Linked DNA regions of Homo sapiens: all the other regions are linked to region 3. Evidence: chromatin contacts called from ENCODE Hi-C or POLR2A ChIA-PET data. All regions are on one chromosome and are shown on one strand. Each heading gives the region's core, a stretch centred on a gene start or an enhancer-like site at or near the end of the contact. The rest is flanking DNA. Distances are from core to core; before and after follow the strand shown. Region 1 has its middle 64 kb from the start of HDAC4-AS1. Region 2 has its middle 39 kb from the start of HDAC4-AS1. Region 3 has its middle 78 kb from the start of LINC02991.

Region 1 (4,148 bases), core at 587-3,086, 35 kb before region 3:
GGAGCCAAGAACAAGAGCCACCCCTAAGGCTTCATTCTGCCACATGTGTTCGTTTTAAATCACCTTCCACCGTGAGTGTGTGTCTGATTCCCACTCTAAGTGCTGTTGACAGATGTGTTAATTCATGTATTTAAACAGATATTAAGCAACTGGCAGAAGATTCAGCTAAAAATAGATCATCTTTCTAAATAGGCTGCTTAACACCGGGCTAGTGCTCATGGCTATGACACAGAACTCTGTGCAGCCATTGGCAGCATGAGGCCACTTTAGCGAGGCCAGGAGGCCTCAGGTGCAGGCAGCAGGAGGGCACGCCCTCCCTGGGGAACATCAAAGTACCCGGGCCACCGGGAGAGAACGGGACATGGAGCTGGGGCAGTGGCTGGCGTGCCCTCCAGACTTGGCTGGAGCCTCTGCTCCCTGCGGTCCTAGGGGGTTATGCTGGTCATTGCCTGCCCTTTTGGCTCCTTGCTTTGCCATTTGCAAAATGAGGGGTCCGGACTGAGCGGTCCCCACAGCGCCTCTGGAATGAATCCCAGGAAAGCAGGGTGTGGTGCGGTGAGGGCCGGGGCCCCTGGAGGGGTGGAGCTGGTCCATGCATGTCATGTGCTGAGGAAGGGCCTGGAGTGGGTCCTGGCTGGGATGGAGCCCCGGCTGTCCCTGGAAGGTTGTAGCTCACTTCCTGGGGAGCACAGCTCGCCCCAGAGGAGAGGGAATGTTGGGTGTTTGGACCCTCCTCTCCTGGGATGGAGAAGCACTGGACTGAGCTGAGTTCTCAGGGTGACACCACCACCTCTGGCAGCCCCGTGGTCCCTGCCGCTTGGCCACTTGGCCAGGAGGCTGTGCTTGGCAGAAGTAGGACAGCAGAGACACAGGGGGCTCTGGCCTAGATCCGGTGGGCAGCAGCCACACCCCATCTTACAAGGGGGGTCCCATCATTATCTTCTACAGATGATGAGCCTGGAGCCCAGGCCGGGAGGAACTTGCCTCAAGCCCCCAGCTGAAAGCGTTGGAGGTGGGTTTGACTCAGGCCTTGGGGACTGAGCCCAGGGGCCCCACACTCAGTGGCCTCAGAGTGGGGGTCGGAACTGCGTCTCTCAGGTGGTCAGGTCAGGCAGCATGGTGGAGCAACACAGAGGCCAGGATGGAGACCGTGGGGCATGGGGGCTGTGCCATGACCGGGGGGAGCACGAGGCTGCTGAACTGGGGGTGGCAGTGGTGGGGAGCCGAGAGTAGGGAAGGAGGAAAAGAGGTGGCCTTGGCCCAGAGCCTAGAAGTGAGGGGAGGAGCCTGGCGGAGGAGCTCATCTGCCAGTTGGAGACCTCCCTTGCGGAGCTGCGGCCCACCTGGCCGCCTGTCTGGTGAGTGCATGGCAGAGGCTGGGAGGTGTGGGGCTGTCTTGCTCCAAGGTGTCCGCGGACAGCTGAGAGGAGGAAGTGAGGAGGGTGCAGCCTCCTGTGGACAGGAGACACCCGTCACCGGTGCCTGCCACTGTCTGGGGGCGGAGGACAATGGGGCAAGGACACAGTGGGGGATGCAGGGAGGAGACCAATCAGTCAGGACCCCGAGAACTGGCACAGGGAGAAGGGAAGGGGGCAGTGTCCGTGTCCCCTGCAGCTCCCCTGTCTTCCTGGACATCTGTCCCACCGTGCCCCCTGACCCCACAGGGCCGCCTCACAGGCCTCACTCAAATCCTGAGGCTCCTCTGACATCAGGCCTCCCAGGACGTTTCTCTCCTCCTCTCCTATGGCGTTAGGGCACCTGCTAATGAGCCCCGACGGGCTTGCTCACTCTCATCCAGCCGGGAGGTGGGGGACATGGGTGCCAAGCAGCGCGGGTGGATGACGTGTGGCTGGCAGCAGCTGGATCCTTCCCCGGCTTGCTCTGTGCCCTTCCCATGGAGCTGGGCCCTCCCTGGTGCCAGGGCTATGAGTCACCAGGTCTGAGGGCAGCAAGAGGCCCCTCCTTCCCTTCAGCCAAACCCAGCAGGATAAACACTATTTTAGAGACAGGGTCCCGCTCTGCTCCCCAGGATGGAGTGCATTGGCTCCATCATGGCTCACTGTAGGCTTGAACTGGGCTCAAGTGATCCTCCTGCCTCAGCCTCCTGAGTAACTAGGTTCACAGGTGTGCTGCCGCGATAAATTTTTTTTAAGCGGCCCATGAAGTTACTTAAATAGGCAGACAGCTGATTCTCAACGCTGAGTGCTTCCTGTGGCTCAGCGCCAAGTGCTTTGCACACACATCACGAGGAATCTCATGACCCGTGGTGTAGACAGTGTGCATCCCCGTCCCATAGATGAGGAAGCTGAGCCTGCCCCAACACAGCCTTCAGCCAGTGGGCTTGGAGCCGTCCCCGAGGACAGCGCTTGCTTCTCAGACTGATGCACGGGAATCCCTGGGGCGGGGCCTCGGTTCTGCGTTTCTAACAGGCTCGTGGGTGACACCTGTGCTGCCAGGCATCAGGAGCCACGGCTGGAGTAGAAGGCTGTGCTCTGCACCTCTGTGTGCTGTGGCCAGGGAGGTCACAGGCTCTGGGGGTGGAGGTGATGGACGCAGGCAGAGAATACCCAGGGTCCCTGGGAAGGTCCCAGGCAGACACCTGCTGGGTAGCTGGTGGGCACCTGGTAGGCACCTGGCTGGCCCATCTACAGACCTTATTCCTCCCTCTATCTCCACCCAAACCAGCCCAGAGCCTCTGGGAGGCATGAGGAGCTCCTGGCTGGGGGCAGGAGAGGCGCTTATTTCTTGTCTCTGCTTGCTCAACAAGACACGTGGAGTTAATTAAGACCAAAGTCCTAGCGTTCTGTGCTTGTCTGCAAAGCTTTTTAAAAGCCCACACAAGGTGACAGGTTGGAGGCCTCAGGCCCCTTTAATTAGTCTTTTGTGGCCAATTTCCACTTGGTTCCATAGTGCTTGAGGTCTCTCTTCCTGCCTGAAGCTTCCTTGGCCCCAAGCAGCGGGCCCCTCATTATCAGGGGAGCAGCTAATCAACTGGGCCTGGAGCGGGAGGAGGCTGGCGGGAGAAGGCTGGCGGGCAGGAGGCTGGTGGTCCTGGTTTCCATTTGGGGACATTGCATGACACATGGCTTTTCCTGACTAGTGGACGCCCCCCAACCCTGGCTCTGGCTAGCAATCACTTCTGGTCCTACAGCAGGCGTCCCTGGGGGTCACTGTCTCACCCATCACTTCTCCTTCACTGGTAAATGTCAAGATGCCGATTGTGTGGAGTGGGGATCAGCTTGGTACCAAAGGAGCTCACAGAGAAAAGGGAAGGTGACCCCCTGGTGCTGCCCAGGACGAGCTGGCCTGCGGCCCCTGGCCTACTCTGGGGGGCGGGGCGGGGAGTGTAAGCGTGTCTCTCCTGCCGAGGCTGCCCCACAGCTGCTCCCTGACAGCCACGTCTGGAAGCTGCCTTGCAGAACAAGGGCCTGGTAAACCCGGGCAGACCCTAGGGATCCAGGGTGAGGGGTGGCATTGCCTGGGGTGGACAAGGTGGGTCCCTCTGAGAGGGGACATCGGAGCTGAGACAGTGAAATGGGAGATGGGGCTGTGCACATCCATGGGAAAAAAATGTCCCAAACAGACAAAGCCTGGGCCAGGCCAGGAGGCAGGTGATGCTTGGTGTGTCAGGGCGTGGGGGGAAGCTGGATGGAGCAGAGGAAGGTAAAGCCGGAGGGGCAGGTGGGAGCTGGGCCGCAGGCTTTCCTGGGGACGGTGAGGACCGTGGATTCTTCCTAAGGAGTGGGGGGCCCTAGGTGTGGGGGTCTCATAGGTGGGACATGATTTGATTGATGTGTTAAAATGTCTACTTATGCTGCCATGGGAAGTCTAGGCTGTGTGTGTGGTGTTTGAGTTTATGTGTGTGTGTGCATGCATGCGTGTGTTTGCATGTACTGTGTGGTGTGTATGTATCCTATGTGGCACATGTGTGTGCATGCGTGGTTGGAGCCACCCTCAGCCTGTGTGTGGTGTAGTGTGGCATGCACATGCATGTGTGATTTGTGGTGTGTGTGCATAGTGCGGTGTGATATATGTGTGTGCATGTGTGGTGTGTGGTACGTGTGTGCATGTTGATATGTGTGTCTCCATGTGTGGTGTGTGTTTTTGGTGTGGTGTGTGTGATGTGTGGTGTGCATGTGTGTGATGTG
Region 2 (3,871 bases), core at 146-2,645, 61 kb before region 3:
AAACACAATATTTTCAGCTTTCCTCCATTTCCCTTTTTTTTGGCTTTTGAAATATTATAAAGAATACATCTCTTATTGTATAGTGAGAGGTAAGATGGTATTTTACAACGTATTTGACATATCAATGTCTGACAAATGCCTGATGAAAATTATTTATAAACTGCACTGAGGTGTTTTTCTTGGTTTTAAAGTTTGTAGTCAATTTTACTATATGCTATTTGGAAAATAAAAATATATTTTACATAAAATATATTTATGTATAAAAAGTTTTAAGTAAAACATATTTTACATAAATCAACACCAACATAAGAACAGAATATAGAATATTATGATGTGGTGTCTGATTAGGTTTATGTGACTAAGCATTATGGGAAAAACTATCCTGGTTATAGTGAACGTCCTCTTTCTGTATGACAAAGGCTATTCTTTCCGAAGAATCCTGAATATGAAGAACCAGTGGAAGCATTCCTGTATCATATCACATCATGATGTCATACAAAGATGCAATAAAAACTCCAATAATTATATTTCAACCTACCTAAGTACGGTGTTCTTGGACTCTCCAAATATACATAGGTATTTAAATTTTCTTTTCTTGTGGGATGACAAAGAATGTTACATATTGAACCAGCAATAATTGTAAATGATGTTTCGATCTGAGATGCAGCAGGGGTTTGTGACTTTAGAAATTAATGAAGTTATGTAAGAAGGTGAATTTTAGAAGGTAATTAGTCATGAGATAGGGCCACATTTATCTCTAAGTGTGTTCTATGACCCAACTTTAATAGAGGGGTCTAAGACACCAACAAAGTCCCGCGTCTGAACATGTCAGGCTTTCCCCGCCTGGGACCTGGCTTTGGCTATCCAGATACCGGGGGTGCTGGTAGTCTTACGGTTTCTCATTCATAAAAATTTCATAAGTGAGAGTAGCTTTGGGCAGATTGAGAGCAGGCAGAGACACTATATCAGCTACTCATTTCATTCTGAATAATTTCCCCAGCAAGTTTCCGGTGTTTCTGTAAATGTGGAACTAACTGGCTTAATTCAACATTTTCTGGGGAATTGAGTGTCGAGAGTCAGAAGTTCTGTGATATGTTCACATAGTGTTCTGTGTTTCATTTCCTTAGGGATCTTCTTTAATGACTATGTTTTTTAAAAAGGGAGAAAAAGCCAAGTGAAAAGGAACAGGCGAAAGAAAGGAAAAATCCTCTCGCCGAAATCACAGGCAATCTTGGAGTCATTTTAGTGAAGACGCATTTCTGAAGCTTTTAATCTGCAGCTGCACGAGGCGAGATGCTGAGCCACCGCAATCCAAACCCTTCAGAAGATGAAGCTGTGTGTGCACAAAATCGCCTCCTTATTGCATTGCTCTCTCGGAGGCTGGATGTGTGGAGAATTCTAGGGAGGTTGGCGTGGGCGTGGACTTCGGGTGCTGTGTCGTGGGGAGGCCTGAGGGCGTGTCCGCCTGTCTGCCATACACTCCCAGAGCTGCTCACCAGGCAGCTAGATTGAGGGTGAGGTTAGAGTGGCACATGGCTCTGTACCCCATTGGGTACCTCCAGCAGGCCGGGCACTGCAGCCCCTTGGCCTCCGGCACTCTGCGAGGGAACATGCTGGCATGAGTTTGCTGGTCCCGATGGGGAAGAGTCAGGGATCCCTGAGAGAGCCTGTCAGGAGGAGAGAAGGGACGCCGGGGTGAAAGGGAGGAAGGAGGTGGCAGAAGAGGCCTCGAGGATGACGTGGGGCTGTAGATGCAGGAGGCAGCTGGAGCCTGTGGCACTGGGGCATGGCGGGCCTCAAGGATTTCACTGCCACCCTTGCCGAGGAGGGTACCCTGAGGTAGGTGCACCCCTCTGTGCAGTCAGGGATGTAGGGGAGAGGCTCAGGGAAGTCTGGGGACCTCCCAAGCCACAGATCTGGGCCCTGTTTCCTCTTTGTATAGTCCCAGAGCAGGACTCAGGGGTGCTCAGAGAGCTCTCGCCCCTAAAACTCCACCACGGCCCCTCCCTCCACCCCAAGGCTAAAGCCCCGGCCAGACCCCCTGGCCAAGTGCCTGAGTTCTCCATGGCCCTTGGCTGTTCGAGGCAGGCAAGAGCCCATCCTGCCTGAACCCCAGTTCCCAGCTCCCAGCTCAGGGTGGGGAGAAATCAGGGTTCCCCCAGTGCCATCTAATCAGTGGTGATGCACCAGCTGCCCTCGCTGGGGCCAGATCCCTGGCTTCTTCCTGCATGATCCCTAGGCTTCCTCCCAAGGAGCTGGTGGTCAGAATTCCTCAGCAGGTGAACAGAAAGCCAGGAAAACATCTTCCCAGGGACCTTGCCCAGCCCCAGGTGCAGCTGTTGTTCTGGAAAATTACTGCACTGCATTTCAGAAGCATCTCTAATCCCCAAATCTGTCATCGCCTTGCCCACCCTGGCCCAGCTTTTGTAAAAGGGCAAAGAGAAGAGCAGGTGAGAATCAATTCACAGAATCGCAGCCGTTCTGCCCCCTTCAGCTTCCAGCTCGGGCTCGCCTGGGAGCTGAGCCGCACCGGCTCTCTCTTTTGTCTGAAACAAGCAGCAGGATTGTTTTGCTCAGTGTTGTCAGAGTTGTTTTTAAACAGCCGCCCATCGTGCTGCAGGGAGGGAGGGCGAGACACATGTGGATCAACAATGAGATGGGTCTTGGCCTCGGGACGGGATGCCCGGGTCGGGGAGTGCAGCTTTGATCTGGCAGGCCGGCCTGAAGAACAAAGCCGGTCTCCTGGTCCCTCCTCGGCTGTGCCCAGCTGCACTCACTCTGAAGCTGAATCTTGGCAGTTGTGATTCTTCTGCTGGCAAAACGGAGATGGCAGGCCCCCTGGGTCTGGGCTGTTGAATGCCACGCGGGCAGGGGGCCTCTCCTTCCCCCACTGGCACGGGCTGTTGGAAACCCGTCAGTTCGGACTCTGAGCTGTGCCCCCCAACAGACAACATAATAGGACCCAAATCAGATACTCGTGAGCCAGGCAGTGACTTGGGCTCGCTTTGATTGGTGTGTGAGGCACAAATAAACAGAAAATGTCTATAAACTTCTTTTAGTTGGAATCAGAAGTGGGCTTTACTTGGATTACTCCTCCCCAGGGAGGGGCATGACAACCTATTTTTAAAGGCTCAAGTGGAAAAGTCCTTTTGCAGCTGTGAAAACACCCTCAGGGGTCAGCCCCCCCACCTCCCTGCCCCCCAAGGCTCTGTTAACCGCAATGGGGATGTGGTCTCCTTGATACGGGTTCGTGCCACGGTTCTAGGGCAGCAGGGAGGGAGGGAGGCCGGTGTTTACTGCTCTTCCTTGGGAGAGACCGAGGTGGAAACATGACGGAGAAGCGTAAAACCTGGAGAGATTTCTACGTCCTCCAGTGGGTCATTGAATGTTCTCAGGCTTCAGTGACAGCCCTTCCCTTTCATTTTTCTAAACGCGAGTGCATTCGTAGCGGCACTGAGAAGCTGAGATGTCTGATGCTGACTCCTGCTCGCAGGAAGAGATGGCTCTTTTGTTTCATACATTTGCAGCACGGCCCTCGTAAGAGCGGGCCTTTACTGGAAAACTGGACACATGTCATCTGGGGCTGTGAACACATATCCATAGTAAGTTGAAATCCAAAGGAGACCTTGGATCGTTGCATTTTGGTTCAGAACATCTGGAAGGCTCCACTGCTAAATTTTCTAAACTATAAACTGCCATGACATGGAGCCTCATCATAGCCTCAGCCAGTTCCCCAGGATTACACTCTGGGAGGGCAGAGTGTAATTTGCAGAGCATCTCCACATGCATCTTTTCTCTCAGTCCCCTGGGTGCTGGGGGAGGGATTTGTTGTGGCCGGCATGATCCTATTTTACACAGGAAGAAACAGACA
Region 3 (4,092 bases), core at 1,481-3,980:
CAGTTTGTAGACAGCCTCCCCACACCCTCCGTTTCCACACAATTACTTTCTGCACATCAGTGCCCCTGAGAGGGTGGTCCAGTGACCGAGCGGGCACAGTGGCTGCAGGGAGAAGTGGCGGGGCCCAAGCCTTCACTGTCATTGTCGTGTAGCTCCCGTGGGGTGTTTGTGGTGGGAAACACAGTAAGAGACTCGAGTCTTGCTGAGAGTGAGGTCTTAGAAGTGTCCGACCTCTCCTGTGGCATCCCAGCAGAATTCCTACGGAGGTGCTGTACTTAAGGTCTTGAGTGGCCCCTGGACCGGCCTCCACACAAAAGATCTTGACATGGTCCGTCATATTCCCATTGCTTTTATCTTGACGACAGGCCCATGACATCTGTGCCACTAACCTGGAGCCTTCCCCTGTCTTCAGCTGCCTCCTCCCAGCACTCTTCCAGGGGATACCACCACCTGCCCTCCTACATCCCAAATCTGCAGTGAGGGTCCAACCAGGCAGTGAATTCCGAGTCTTCTGCAGCCAGCCCAGGGCAGGCTCAGCTCCTCTGACTTGGCCACATCCAACTTTCCCAGATCATAGTTCCACATGTGACGTAAATGTAAACAATTGGAGGACTTCGGGGAGCTGGCTCTGCTCGGGGCTCCCCTGAGTTGTGGTCCACAGAGACAGGGCAGCAGGTCACTTGGCTACTGATGATTGGTCCACACAAATGCAAATTTAAAGGGCAGCCTTCATTATTTCACTAAATGGTAATGATCAATGCGTTGATGGTGATGTTCAGTTCCGCGTGTGTTTGTGGAATATTTGCCATGCATGAGGCCTGCACTGGGTTCCGAGGACAATCTGGGCCGGACTGCAAAGGGAGGTGGGGCCACACCAGTTCGAGGACAATCTGGGCCAGACTGCAAAGGGAGGTGGGGCCACACCGGGTTCCGAGGACGATCTGGGCCGGACTGCAAAGGGAGGTGGAGCCACACCGGGTTATGAGGACAATCTGGGCCGGACTGCAACGGGAGGTGGAGCCACACCAGGTTATGAGGACAATCTGGGCCGGACTGCAAAGGGAGGTGGGGCCAGGTTCAAGGAAAATGAACGCCGAGTGGGACCGTGTCTTGCTCATGTTCAGGCTGGAAGATGTTTGTGCCTGTCAGGAAGGGAAACCTGAACTACACGGAGGGGGATGACACGGGGGCTCTGAGGGTTGAACCCCGGTGGCTGGACCACAGGAGAGCTTTAGGGAAAGTCAAGAAAGCAGAGGCAGGCCCTGCTCACCGCACAGCAGTGGTGTGGGCACGACGGCCCAGGGGCCATCTGCTCTGGCCTGTTTGCATGGGAATGCATGAGGACATAAACAGCCCGATTCCATGGGAACAACACAGGTGGAGGAGGTCGACATGGGGCCGTCCCCTTGTCCCCTTACATCTCCAGCTGGGTGAGCTGCTGGCCTGGCCGGCAGGGCAGTGGCTCCCGGCCTCTGACGTCCCCCGGCCATGGCTGAGGCTTCCCAGTTCTTGGGTTTACGTGGAAGGATCCTGAGTCTTTAGTTGCGTAGAGGACTTGGAGCTTAGAAGAATGGCAACTGGTGTGGTGCTTCGTTGGTCTTGGTTTCCACAGCTCTGATGTAATTCTTTGGAATTGGGTGGGAGTCAGCACAAATCCAATGGGGACGAGTGGTGGTTTGGCCCAGAGCCACCTGGCTCCACCGGCACTGCTCTCGGGCAGATTCAACAGCAAAGCGTCCGGGAGAAAGCCTGGCTTTTCATTATTCTGGTGACCCTGACTGAGTTTCCTTCCTTGGGTGAAGGTGAGGGGGTCTCAGCTTTCCCATCGGTGGCCCAAGGATGCTGGGGTTGGGAGCATGGGAGTTCTGTTCCAGCTGTGAAATGCTCCTTCTCCGCGTCTAAGGCCAAATGAGGCTCTGGGATAGCAGGAACCAACTCAGAGTGCACTGCAGGTTTAGAGCCAAGATCTGGATGAAGAAGAGTGGCTTGGACCCTCATTTCTTGGAAGGCACGAGGCAGCGGAGGCCAGCATCTCTCCAAGTGTTTGGGGTGGGGTGTTCTGAGCCTGGAGCCTCTTCCCAGCTTGGGTGGGTGGCAGAGAGTAGGATGAGAGGAAGGACCAGGGTGCTGTGCCGGTCCCCAAGGTTCTGTGGGCTAGGGACCTCTTGCTTCTCCCTTCTCTCCTTCTAGGGTTTCAGTCTTTGATCAGCCCACAGTGGGTTTCGGACTGCAAGCTGCCTGTGATGAGTTGCTGGCTACAGCCACGTGGAGCTGCGGGAGAAGGACCAAGGCTGAACAGCAGCCAGCACATTGGCCTTTTCAGCTTGATCTTAATTTGTCAGAAAATGCTCCCTTCTCACCCTCAGCATTTCATGAGATGCTGAAAACCTGATGCCCTAATGTAGTGGATTGCAATTATTCTAAATTAGGCAGAAAAGCACATTTCAGAGAGTTTCTCCCCATCTGTCTAACTTGAAGTTTCTGCTGTTTGTAATGAGTCATTTCTTCAGCACAGACTCCTGGACCGAGAGGAATTTTCTTATTTCATCTTTGCTTTTCCATTGTGTAGAAGCTTGAAGCCTCCCGCTCCTCTCCCAGGGCCAGAGCTTTGGCTCTGAGGACGGACTGAGCGTCCTCAAAGCCACAGGCTCATAAACAAGACCGAGGACGAGGAAGTCCTGAGATGGGCAGTCAGGGCAACAGAGGGCAGGAGGAGGTGGCTGATGTTGAGGCAGACGCAGGAGGTGCTGGCATCTCTGCTCCCAGTTCCCACCCTCGTGTCACACACCAGCTTTTACTAGTGACCACAGAGCCATGCTTCATGCTCTGCTTACAAGTGACAGAACTTGTTGCACCCAAAGGGAAACTTGGCAAGGTCCCTGCTGTCCTCTCTTCATCCTGGGGAGGCGTGGACTGAGGCACCTGCTCCGGTCACTCTGCTGGACGTGGTGGGCATGAGGCATGGCCTCAGGGACCCTTGGACTCCATTGCCTCCCCTGTCGGTGGGGGCTACTTTCAGGCTGTGGCTCAGGAGGTGGTTTAGGGTTAACTCTGCTCATGGACCTGGGATCGGGGAGGCACAGGGGGCCCAGCTCTGTGGGCATTTGCTGATAGTGTCTCAAAATGCTCTGTAAGGTCCACTAAGATTTGTCTTGAAGCCACGTTAAAGCATTTTTAAGGTGGAATTCACATAACATAAAGCGAACCCTTTTGCAGTGTCAATTTCAACAGCATTTAGTACATCCTCGGTGTTGTGCAACCACCATCTCTGTCAAGCTCCGAAACAGTTTCATCACCCCCAGAGAAAACCCCGTCCCCATTAAGCTGACTGGAAGCCACTTTTGACTTCCCTCTTGAACCTTCAGGCACAGAAAATGAAGAAATTCCCCTCAGTGGTGGTCAAGGGTGAGGGTGGGTCAGGGAGGGCTCTCAGGGGGCTTCCGAGCCTGGAGCCTCTTCCCAGCTTGGAGAAGTGCCCCGGGCGGCTCACAGCACCACTGACTACCTGGTTTGACACAGAGACTGCACGGGACAATGCTACAAGCGTGACTTGGAGTGTTCGTAGATTCTCCCTTCCTCTATTCAGCTGGTGGCTACGTGACCTTGAGCAAGTTACCTAACTTCGTGAAGAAGGAACTTCTAAGAATACTTCCCTGCAGGCTGAGGTGGGGCCCACATGGGCATCGCGGGTGAGAAGAACCTGCAGGCTCTCGGGAAATTGCCTTCTCCATCCTCCTTGAATGGCTCTGACTCCGGTTTGGAGGCGGGCAAGGAAGGCAGATAAAGAGGGAGTTCTGGGTTGGATTCTCTTTCTGTTTGGTGCCCTCCGGTGAGCTAAGGACAAGGAGACAGGATGGGACCAATGTTCTCCTGGACGTGGGACTGAGGCTGCTCCTCCAGTGTGGGGAGTGGGAGATTGGTGTTGTAACAGGGGGAGGGGCAAGGGAGGGAGAGGGGTAGGAGGGACAGCTGGAGAGAGAGAGGGCCTCAGGTCCTGGTGACACCAGACCCCATTGGAATGGCTGCTGCAACCTTCTTGGTCCGGGGTGGACTGGTCTGTGTCCCTGTTTATATGTCGTGCAAGCCTAGCCC

Evidence for each region. Hi-C counts contacts between places; a loop is a spot of excess contacts on that map. ChIA-PET counts read pairs that join two places held with the same protein, here RNA polymerase II (POLR2A). Pooled maps may share reads with other maps.
Region 1: a loop to region 3 is called in a map of CD14-positive monocyte, with 4 times the contacts of the local background. The contact joins two enhancer-like sites. A Hi-C loop is called at or near these places in 2 of 168 maps with a recorded cell type or tissue (both CD14-positive monocyte) and 1 of 50 pooled maps. POLR2A ChIA-PET finds 5 or more read pairs at or near these places in 1 of 52 experiments (Panc1).
Region 2: a map of endothelial cell of hepatic sinusoid shows a loop between it and region 3 (9-fold over the local background). The contact joins two enhancer-like sites. A Hi-C loop is called at or near these places in 2 of 168 maps with a recorded cell type or tissue (endothelial cell of hepatic sinusoid and heart right ventricle) and 1 of 50 pooled maps. POLR2A ChIA-PET finds 5 or more read pairs at or near these places in 2 of 52 experiments (WTC11 and endothelial cell of umbilical vein).

The regions. Positions count from the first base shown.
Region 1 is chr2:239,463,500-239,467,647 of GRCh38, forward strand. No RefSeq gene overlaps it. Among named protein-coding and RNA genes, the nearest start is that of HDAC4-AS1, 64 kb to the left of the region's middle. Within about 2 kb of position 1,837, at least 11 of the 41 ENCODE cell types and tissues checked have a DNase peak (open chromatin) inside an H3K27ac peak, as active enhancers do; they include CD14-positive monocyte, where a contact is called at or near this core.
Region 2 is chr2:239,438,121-239,441,991 of GRCh38, forward strand. No RefSeq gene overlaps it. Among named protein-coding and RNA genes, the nearest start is that of HDAC4-AS1, 39 kb to the left of the region's middle. Within about 2 kb of position 1,396, at least 3 of the 41 ENCODE cell types and tissues checked have a DNase peak (open chromatin) inside an H3K27ac peak, as active enhancers do.
Region 3 is chr2:239,497,806-239,501,897 of GRCh38, forward strand. No RefSeq gene overlaps it. Among named protein-coding and RNA genes, the nearest start is that of LINC02991, 78 kb to the right of the region's middle. RefSeq lists enhancers at 3,588-4,089, 4,090-4,092. Within about 2 kb of position 2,731, at least 5 of the 41 ENCODE cell types and tissues checked have a DNase peak (open chromatin) inside an H3K27ac peak, as active enhancers do; they include CD14-positive monocyte, where a contact is called at or near this core.